2 separate regions of the Homo sapiens genome follow, and region 1 is linked to region 2. Evidence: read pairs that join two places in POLR2A ChIA-PET (ENCODE). Cell type or tissue: Panc1. All regions are shown on one strand. Links, peaks and the distances in the headings refer to the core of each region. The heading gives the core; the rest is flanking DNA. Region 1 has its middle 8.1 kb from the start of HMGB3. Region 2 overlaps CD99L2 (CD99 molecule like 2).

Region 1 (4,390 bases), core at 198-4,197, 130 kb before region 2:
CGGGCCCCAAGCGACGTGGGTGTCTGCATTTTCTTTCTTTCTTTCTTTCTTTCTTTCTTTCTTTCTTTCTTTCTTTCTTTCTTTCTTTCTTTCTTTCTTTCTTTCCTTCCTTCCTTCCTTCCTTCCTTCCTTCCTTCTTTCTTTCTTTCTTTCTCTCTTTCTTTCTTTCCTTCTCTCTGTCTCTCTCTTTCTTTCTCTCTCTCTTTCTTTCTTTCTTTCCTTCTCTCTGTCTCTCTCTTTCTTTCTTTTTTGAGACGGAGTCTCGCTCTGTCACCCAGGCTGGAGTGCAGTGGCCCAATCTCGGCTCACTGCAAGCTCCCCCTCCCGGGTTCACGCCATTCTCCTGCCTCAGCCTCCCGACTAGCTGAGACTACAGAAGCCGGCCACCACGCCTGGCTAATTTTTTGTATTTTTATTAGAGACGGGGTTTCGCCGTGTTAGCCAGGATGGTCTCAATCTCCTGACCTCGTGATCCGCCCGCCTCGGCCTCCCAAAGTGCTGGGATTACCGACGTGAGCCACCGCGACCGGCCTCTTTCTTTCTTTCTTTGAGACGGAGTTTCGCTTCTGTCGTCTAAGCTGGAGTTCAAGGGCGCTATCTTGGCTCACTGCAGCCTCTGCCTCCTGGGTTCAAGCGATTCTCCAGCCTCAGCCTCCCGAGTAGATGGGATTACAGGCGCCCGCCACCACGGCCCGCTAATTTTTTTTTTTTTTTTGAGACGGAGTCTTGCTCTGTCGCCCAGGCTGGAGTGCAGTGGTGCGATCTCGGCTCACTGCAACCTCCGCCTCCTGAATTCAAGCAATTCTCCTGCCTCAGCCTCCCGGGTAGCCACCGCGCCCGGCTAATTTTTGTATTTTTAGTAGAGACGGGGTTTCACCATGTTGGCCAGGCTGGTCTTGAACTCCTGGCCTCGTGATCTGCCCGCCTTGGCCTCTCAAAGTGCTGGGATTACAGGCTTGAGCCACCGCGCCCGGCCTAATTTTTGTATTTTTAGTAGAGACGGAGTTTCACCATGTTGGCCAGGCTGGTCTCGAACTCCTGACCTCAGGTGATCCACCCACCTCGGCCTCCTAAAGTGTTGGGATTACAGACGTGAGCCACGGCGCCCGACCGGGACCGGGACCGGGCGTCTGCATTTCACCAGATGGCTGCGCCCGTTGCCCCTCCCGAATTCCCTCACCCCCTCCCCACCAGACCCCGGAGGCTGCCGGGGACGGTGGGAAAGGAGCCACCGGGGCGGCTCCCTCCCACAGCACTGCTCTTGCCCAGGGCTGGGACAAGGAAGAGAAAGGAGCGCAGAAGCCAGGGCTGTTCAGCACGACACAGGCCTCTTCAGCAGCACCAGCGCCACCGCGTCCCTGCTCTGGGTTCCTTTCATATTGAATGAAAAGCGGGAAGTGGGTCAGTGACCAAAGGATTTCCTACTTTTTACTCTCCACGCCGGCGCCTTGTGGGAATACAATCCTAATCTACAAAAGCCCATCAAGGGCCAGTGACGTGCCAGGCCGGCCGGGTCCTGTGGGGAAGATGGAGATGAAACTGAAGGGCCCTTGACCTTCTAGGCACCGGTCTCCTTCAGAGGAGGGGAAGGGAGCAGAAGAGAGGGGACTCTCCAATGGGATAGCTCCCACCAGCCACCACATTACCGAACAGCCCTGCCTTGTCCCGCCTTGAAGTCTTCACCATGCTGCTGGGTTACCCATTCTAGATTCTCACCTCCAAGCCCCATCCCATCCAGAAGGCCTGCACACGCAGCAGACTGTAGTCCCCACCCTCCACCCACACCAAGTTTCCGTCTGGCTAGTGACTGAGGCCCTTCTGTGTCTACCCCGTGTAATGTGTAATGTAAAGGTACAAGCTGTTTCTCTTTACCTGAACTGAAAGGATTCCTGCAGTGGGGAGAGGAGGAGCCACTCTCTAAATGGGATTGCAGTTGCCATTTTAAAAATCATTTTTATTATTATTTATTTATTTTTGAGACAGAGTCTTGCTCTTGTTGCCCAGGCTGGAGTGCAATGGCAGCAAGCTTTGCTCACCGTAACCTCCGCCTCCCGGGTTCAAGCGATTCTCCTGTCTCAGCCTCCCAAGTAGCTGAGATTACAGACATGTGCCACCACACTTGGCTAATTTTTATATTTTCAGTAGAGGCAGGGTTTCTCCACATTGGCCAGGCTGGTCTCAAACTCCTGACCTCAAGTGATCCGCCTGCCTCGGCCTCCCCAAGTGGTGGGATTACAGGCATGAGCCACCGCACCCAGCCTTTTTTTTTTTTTTTTTGAGACGGAGTTTCACTCTTGTTGCCCAGGCTGGAGTGCAATGGTGTGATCTTGGCTCACCTCAACCTCTTGCTTCCTGGGTTCAAGCGATTCTCCTGCCTCAGCCTCCTGGGTAGCTGGGACTACAGGCGCCTGCCACCACACCCAGTTAATTTCGTATTTTTCAGAGAGATGGGGTTTCTCCATGTTGGTCAGGCTAGTCTCTGGACCTCAGGTGATCTGCCCACCTCGGCCTCCCAAAGTGCTGGGATTACAGGCGTGAACCACCATGCCTGGCCTGCAGTTGCCATTTTTAATTCTTTTTTTTTTTTTGAGATGGAGTCTCACGCTGTCGCCCAGGCTGGAGTGCAGTGTCGCGATCTTGGCTCACTGCAACCTCCACCTCCCGGGTTCAAGCAATTCTGCCTCAGCCTCCTGAGTAGCTGAGATTACAGGCGCCCGCCACCACGCCTGGCTAATTTTTTTGTTTGTTTGTTTTTGTTTTTTTAGTAGAGATGGGATTTTACCATGTTTGTCAGGCTGGTCTCAAACTCCTAACCTTGTGATCCACAACAGTTGCCGTTTTTAAAATGCTGCTCATTCCTCATTCCCTCTTTCTGGGCCTGATTCCTTTTTTTTTTTTTTTTTTTTTTTTCTTTTTTGGAGAAGGAGTCTCACTCTGTCTCCTAGGCTGGAGTGCAATGGCATGATCTCATTCACTGTAACCTCCGCCTCCTGGGTTCAAGCGATTCTCCTGCCTCAGCCTCCCGAGTAGCTGGGATTACAGGCATCCGCCACCACACCCTGATAATTTTTGTATTTTTAGTAGGGATGGGGTTTCACCTTGTTGGTCAGGCTGGTCTGGAACTCCTGACCTCAGGTGATCCACCACCTCGGCCTCCCAAAGTGCTGGGATTACAGGCGTGAGCCACTGCACCCCACCTGGGCCTGATTCTTATCATTAAAAGGGGAGCAGGAGCTGCTCTCTGGGGTCTCTTACAGCATCAGCATTCTTTTTTTTTTTTTTTTTTTGAGATGGAGTCTGGCTCTGTCACCCAGGATAGAGTGCAGTGGTGCGATCTTGGCTCACTGCAACCTCCACCTCCCAGGTTCAAGCAATTCTCCTGCCTCAGCCTCCTGAGTAGCTGGGATTACAGGCACCCACCACCACACTGGGATTTTGTATTTTTAGTAGAGTCGGGGTTTCACCATGTTGGCCAGGCTGGTCTCGAACTCCTGACCTCAGGTGATCCACCCGCCTCGGCCTCCCAAAGTGCTGGGATTACAGGTGTGAGACACCGCGCCCAGCGCCCGGCTGCATCAACATTCTTGACATTGCTGGTGGGGCTTCACAAAGGTACCCCCAAGGCAACACGCCAGTTCTGCCGCCACCCACCTCCCCCCTCCCCCGCCACCAAAATAAACCCCACAAACAGCAAACAAGTCTGAAAGGTGGCCTTGCAAAGGTCCTTTATGTGTGACTCTAAAAAGTATGGCATTTGTCGTGACTATGAGTGTCAGTCCCTCTTCCCCAATTTCACTCTGCCCTGGACACAGTAGTCAGACCGGTCCTGCTAAATCAGACCTTGTTATGAAGGAAGTCCGGAGTGGACCCGGGGCACAGCTATCGGATGAAATGCAGATGCCTTGCCCTGGGGCCCGAGGCACTCTGGGGACATAGAGGCAGGGCTCAGGACACTTTGGGGGCTCCCCACCTCCTCAGGGGAAGCCCCCGTCTTCCCAATGGGTTTGCACAGGTTGCTCTCCCCCCAACCCCCTCAGCAAACACACGTGATTCTATCTCTCCTCACCCTGTTGTCAACCTCGCTCAGGAACAGCCACCTCAGGACCTTGCTACCTTGCTGCTTGCTCTGCCCTCTACCTGGGACACTCTCCCACACATCTGCCAGGATCCTGCCCTCACCTCCCTTCCATCTTTGCTCAAATGTGTCACCTTCCCTGAGCAACCTATTGCGAATCAAAATCCCCAGCTCCACATTGCCTGCCTCTCTTTTCCTTGCTTAGTTTTTCCACATCCAATTCATGCCCACTGTGGTACAGCAGCTTCACACTGGCTTCCCAGGAGACAGTGAGCACCATGAGGCCAAGGACCTCAGTCTGCTGTTTTCCACTGT
Region 2 (4,390 bases), core at 243-4,242:
CTCCCTGCTAGAATCCCTACTTTGCGTCTGAAATCTTTGGCAGCCAGGGGTCCCAGCTGCCTCTGCAGTTATTAATCCAGCAGCAGGCAGCAGACACGTTCCTCTGCAGAGATGCTTGCTCTTGGCATGAAATCCAAATGGATTTTGTCACAAAGTAATATCAGGTACTATCTACTGGTGACAGAGTTTTGGTAATCAAAATGAACACACCTTTAGGAAATGCTTTCTTGCTGCCAGGTCTGTGTGTGGTGTTGGCATGGAGATTACCAAGCGCCAGTCCCTGCTTAAGGCAGCTCACTGTCTAGAGCAGCACTGTCCTATGGAACTTTCTGTGATGATGGAAATGTTCTCTGTCTGTGCTGTCAAACACAGTAGTTACCTGCTGCATGTGGCTATCAAGCATTGAAATATGGTTAGTGCAATAAAGAAGCAGAATTTAAAAAAATTATCGAATGCTAATTTTAATTTAAACGGCCACATGTGGCTAGTGGCTACCATGTTAAGTGGGGCGAGTCTAGAGAGAGGACACACAAAAACACTTAACTGGAATGGCTGTACTTTCAGGATGAACTGAGTGGAGTGGATAGCAACAACAGAGGAGGGAATGAATAATTAATGAAATCCAAATGAAAGGCTACTTAAGGGGCCCATCAAATGATCTCTCTCAAGGATCAGACGTTTCAATCAGGCATTGGCAGGTGCTGGATCACAGCCAGTTCAGGGTGGAATTCTCTAACAAGGGCAGCTGTGCCTTGTTTTACAGCCTTTATTGAAGTGCACCCTTAGCCTTAGCTTTAGATGCCAGTCCTGTTGGGTCAAATTGCAACATGAGGTCAAGCTTGTGTTCCTTCCCAAAGGGACAAAATCTACTCCAGGACAGACACTGGCTGTTGGAGTGTCTGTGGGTGGAAACAGCACTTTTCTTATGAAATTAATCTTCTCAAGGACATGCACAAGTCCATGGGCAACATTGCCAAAGGACATTTTCAGAGAAGTATTATCAGCTCATTAGGTGCTTTTTACATTAAAAGGAATTCTTGGTGGCCCTCTGCGGTGGAAGTAATTTTCTGCTGAATACTTGAATACTGGCTGCCCAGATACAGGGACTGCGGGTTGTGAATTGAGCCTATGGTGAATCAGCTGTTTTCTAATGCGTGTTGGTGCCAGAGGGTTAGTCTGTGTCACTAACACAGAGGACTGTGGTCTGCCTGCATCCAAAACTGAGTTTAGTTAATAGCTTGCATAGAAGGGGTATAGAACATGACCCTATTTTGCACCTTTTGAGGTGCATTGTATCTCCTGAGAATATTTCTTCTGAACTTGATTTTAGCAACTGTGCTTGCTTGTGGGCTTTGAAGACATCTTAATAGCTCAGGATCTAGATTGAAACTGAATGGTTTTATCCACAGATAGTTTGAGTCTGTTGAATCCAAGGTCAACAAGGGATGGGTACATAGCACAACATTGTGTTATGTTCCTCTTAACATATTTACCCGATGACATGTAGCAGGATATATGAGCAAGCAGTAGGGGGAATGGCTGAGGCTAAAAACGTCTTATTGTGTAAGATGTCATTTCAGAGAACCTACTTTTGCAATTCTTGGGTGAGGAAGCAGAGATAGAGATTTGAAGGAAGACCCATTGAGATGGTAGGCTTATGGCTTTGGAGGGATTGATGTAGAACTTTTAGGAGAAATACACGTACATGGATTGAAAACAAAAAGGCAGAAAAGAGTTTAAATTAATGTAAAATGCTCCCTCTCCCTTCCCCTGACCGTTACTCTCATTCCCTAAACATAACTACTGTTACCAGTTTCCCTGTGTAAACTTCCAGAAGATGTTTATGGATATAGATATGGATACAGACACGCAAATGGAAAAATACTTCTCTGCACTTTGCTTTATTTATTAGTGTATTGTGGAGATCTCTTGCATGCCACTATTATAGGCTTATCCCATTCTTTTTAACAGCTACACAATCATTAATTGTATGGAAGAGCCATATTTCATTTCACCAGTCATCTTTGCTGAACACTTGGACTGTTTCCATTTCTTTTTCCTGTTGTAAGCATCCTTGTCCATACTTCTTTGGGTACGTGTTTCTAGTATTTGTCTGTAACAGGTACCTAGAAATTGAATTGCTGGGTTGAAGTATTTGCATATTTTAATTTTTTAATGTTGAAATAATTATAAACTTTCAGAAAATTGGCAAGTACAGTGCAAGGAACTTTTTTTTCCCCCACCAAGCCACTTGAGAGTAAATTGGTTACCTAATGCCTTATCACCCCCACCCCCAATATATTAGAGTGCATTTCCTACAAATAAGGACATCTTCTTACATATCTACAATGCAACCATCAGAATCAGGACACTAACACTGATACCTTATTACCACTAAATCCTCAGACCCCATCCAAGTTTTAACAATTGTCCCAATAATGTCTATTATTAATACAAAGAGTTCTTGACTGGGTGCAGTGGCTCATGCCTGTAATCCCAGCACTTTGGGAGGCTGAGGCAGGCAGATTGCTTGAGCTCAGAAGTTTGAGACCAGCTTGGGCAACATAGTGAGACCCCATCTCTACAAAAAATACAAAAAAGTTAGGCATGGTGGCATGTGCCTGTGTTCCTAGCTACTTGGGAGGCTGAGGTGGGAAGATCACTTGAACCCAGGAGGTTGAGGCTGCAGGAGCCATGATTGCACCACTGCAATCCAACCTGGGTGACAGAGCCAGACCCTGTCTCAAAAAAAAAAAAAAGTTTATATATGTTGTTCACCTAAATTTTCCAGATTTATCACATTTTCTGTATATGTATGTGTTCTCCCCACCCCACGTGCATGTGTGTGTGTATGAATTTCCTGAACCATTTCAGAATTAGTTGCAAACATTAGATCCATTACCTTTTTTTCTTTCTTTTTTCTTTTTTTTCTTTCTTTTTCTTTCTTTCTTTCTTTTTTCTTTTTTCTTTTTGAGGTAGGGTCTCCCTCTGGCACCCAGGATGGAGTGCAATGGCATTGTCAAGGCTCAGTGCAGCCTCAACCTCTCAGACTCAAGTGATCCCCCCAGCCTCAGCCTCCAGAGTAGCTGGGCGTACAAGCATGTGCCTCCATGCCCAGCTAATTTTTTTTTTCTTTGAGACGGAGTCTTACTCTGTTGCCCAGGCTTGAGTGCAGTAGTATGATCATAGCTCACTGAAGCTTCAACCTCCTGGGCTCAAGTGATCCTCCCACCTTAGCCTCCCAAGTAGCTGGGACTACAGGCATGCACCACCACACCCAGCTAGTTTTTTTTTTATTCTTAGTAGAGATGAGGTCTCACTATGTGGCCTTGGCTGGTCTTGAACTCCTGGGCTCAAGGAGTCCTCCCACCTCAGCCTCTCAAAGTGCTGGGGTTATAGGCATGAGATACCATACCTGGTCCCCCAACCCCAGGCTAATTTTTAAATTTTTGTTGTTGTTGTTGTGGTTGTTGAGATGGAGTCTCCCTATGTTACCCAGGCTGGTCTTGAACTCCTGGGCTCAAGCAATTCTCCCGCTTCAGCCTTCCAAAGTGCTGGGATTACAGGCATGAGCTACTGTACCAAGCCTATACCTATTACCTCTTGATACTTCAGTATGCAGTTTCTAAAAACAAGGATACTCTCTTCCTGACTACAGTATTTCCATCAAGACCAGAAATTGACAGTGATCAGTATTATCATCTAGCTGGTCTACAGACCTAATTTAACTTTGCTGATTGTCCCAGTAATGGCCTTTATAGGTTCAGGATCCAATCCTAGATCACCTGTTGGATTTAGCTGTTACAATTTCCCTAATCTCAAGGATTGCAGGCTCTCACTACTTTCTTGTTCAGTGCTGATTTTGCCTCATGGGTTTTGTTCATTTTATGATTTACAGTGGAAAGGCGGGTCTGATCCCAGTTATTCTCATAGCAAGAAGCAAAAGTCTACCTTAGAATTTTGGAAGCTAGGTTATTAAGTGCCATAACTTTTATTTACTGGTATATTATATGCTTTATTTCCATAAAATATTGCTCTTTTCCTACTTTGAGCTTTGGGTCTTGAATTTTATCTTATATTAATATCATATCTGTTTCCTTCCTGTTAGTGTTTGCCTGGTATATATTTGTTCATTCTCTACATTTTTTTGCCATTTTGTTTTAAATGTACATTTTATCAATAGCCTATAGTTAGATATCTTTTAATCTCATTTGTCTTGTAATGGGAGATTTAGCCTATTTACACCCCCCCCCCCATTTTTTTTTTTTTTTTTTTACTGATATGATTATACGTATTCCTATGTTAAAGTTCATGTTTTCCGCTGGGCATGGTGGCTCATGCCTGTAGTCCCAACACTTTGGAAGGCCAAGGCCGGAGGATTGCTTGAGAC

What was found. ChIA-PET counts read pairs that join two places held together with the same protein. Peaks named below come from ENCODE experiments on the same cell type or tissue, not always from the same donor. Only the 100,000 strongest peaks of a DNase experiment are listed, where the experiment ranks them.
Region 1: POLR2A ChIA-PET joins it to region 2 with 5 read pairs; 2 of 35 experiments call an interaction of 5 or more read pairs at or near these places.

What each region holds. Positions count from the first base shown.
Region 1 is chrX:150,973,055-150,977,444 of GRCh38, reverse strand. No RefSeq gene overlaps it. Among named protein-coding and RNA genes, the nearest start is that of HMGB3, 8.1 kb to the left of the region's middle. In Panc1, for the core only: no CTCF peak of the experiment used is centred there; no DNase peak of the experiment used is centred there.
Region 2 is chrX:150,838,784-150,843,173 of GRCh38, reverse strand. All of the region lies in intron 1 of CD99L2 (CD99 molecule like 2), which reads left to right. Among named protein-coding and RNA genes, the nearest start is that of CD99L2, 58 kb to the left of the region's middle. In Panc1, for the core only: no CTCF peak of the experiment used is centred there; no DNase peak of the experiment used is centred there; H3K27ac peaks cover 635 bases.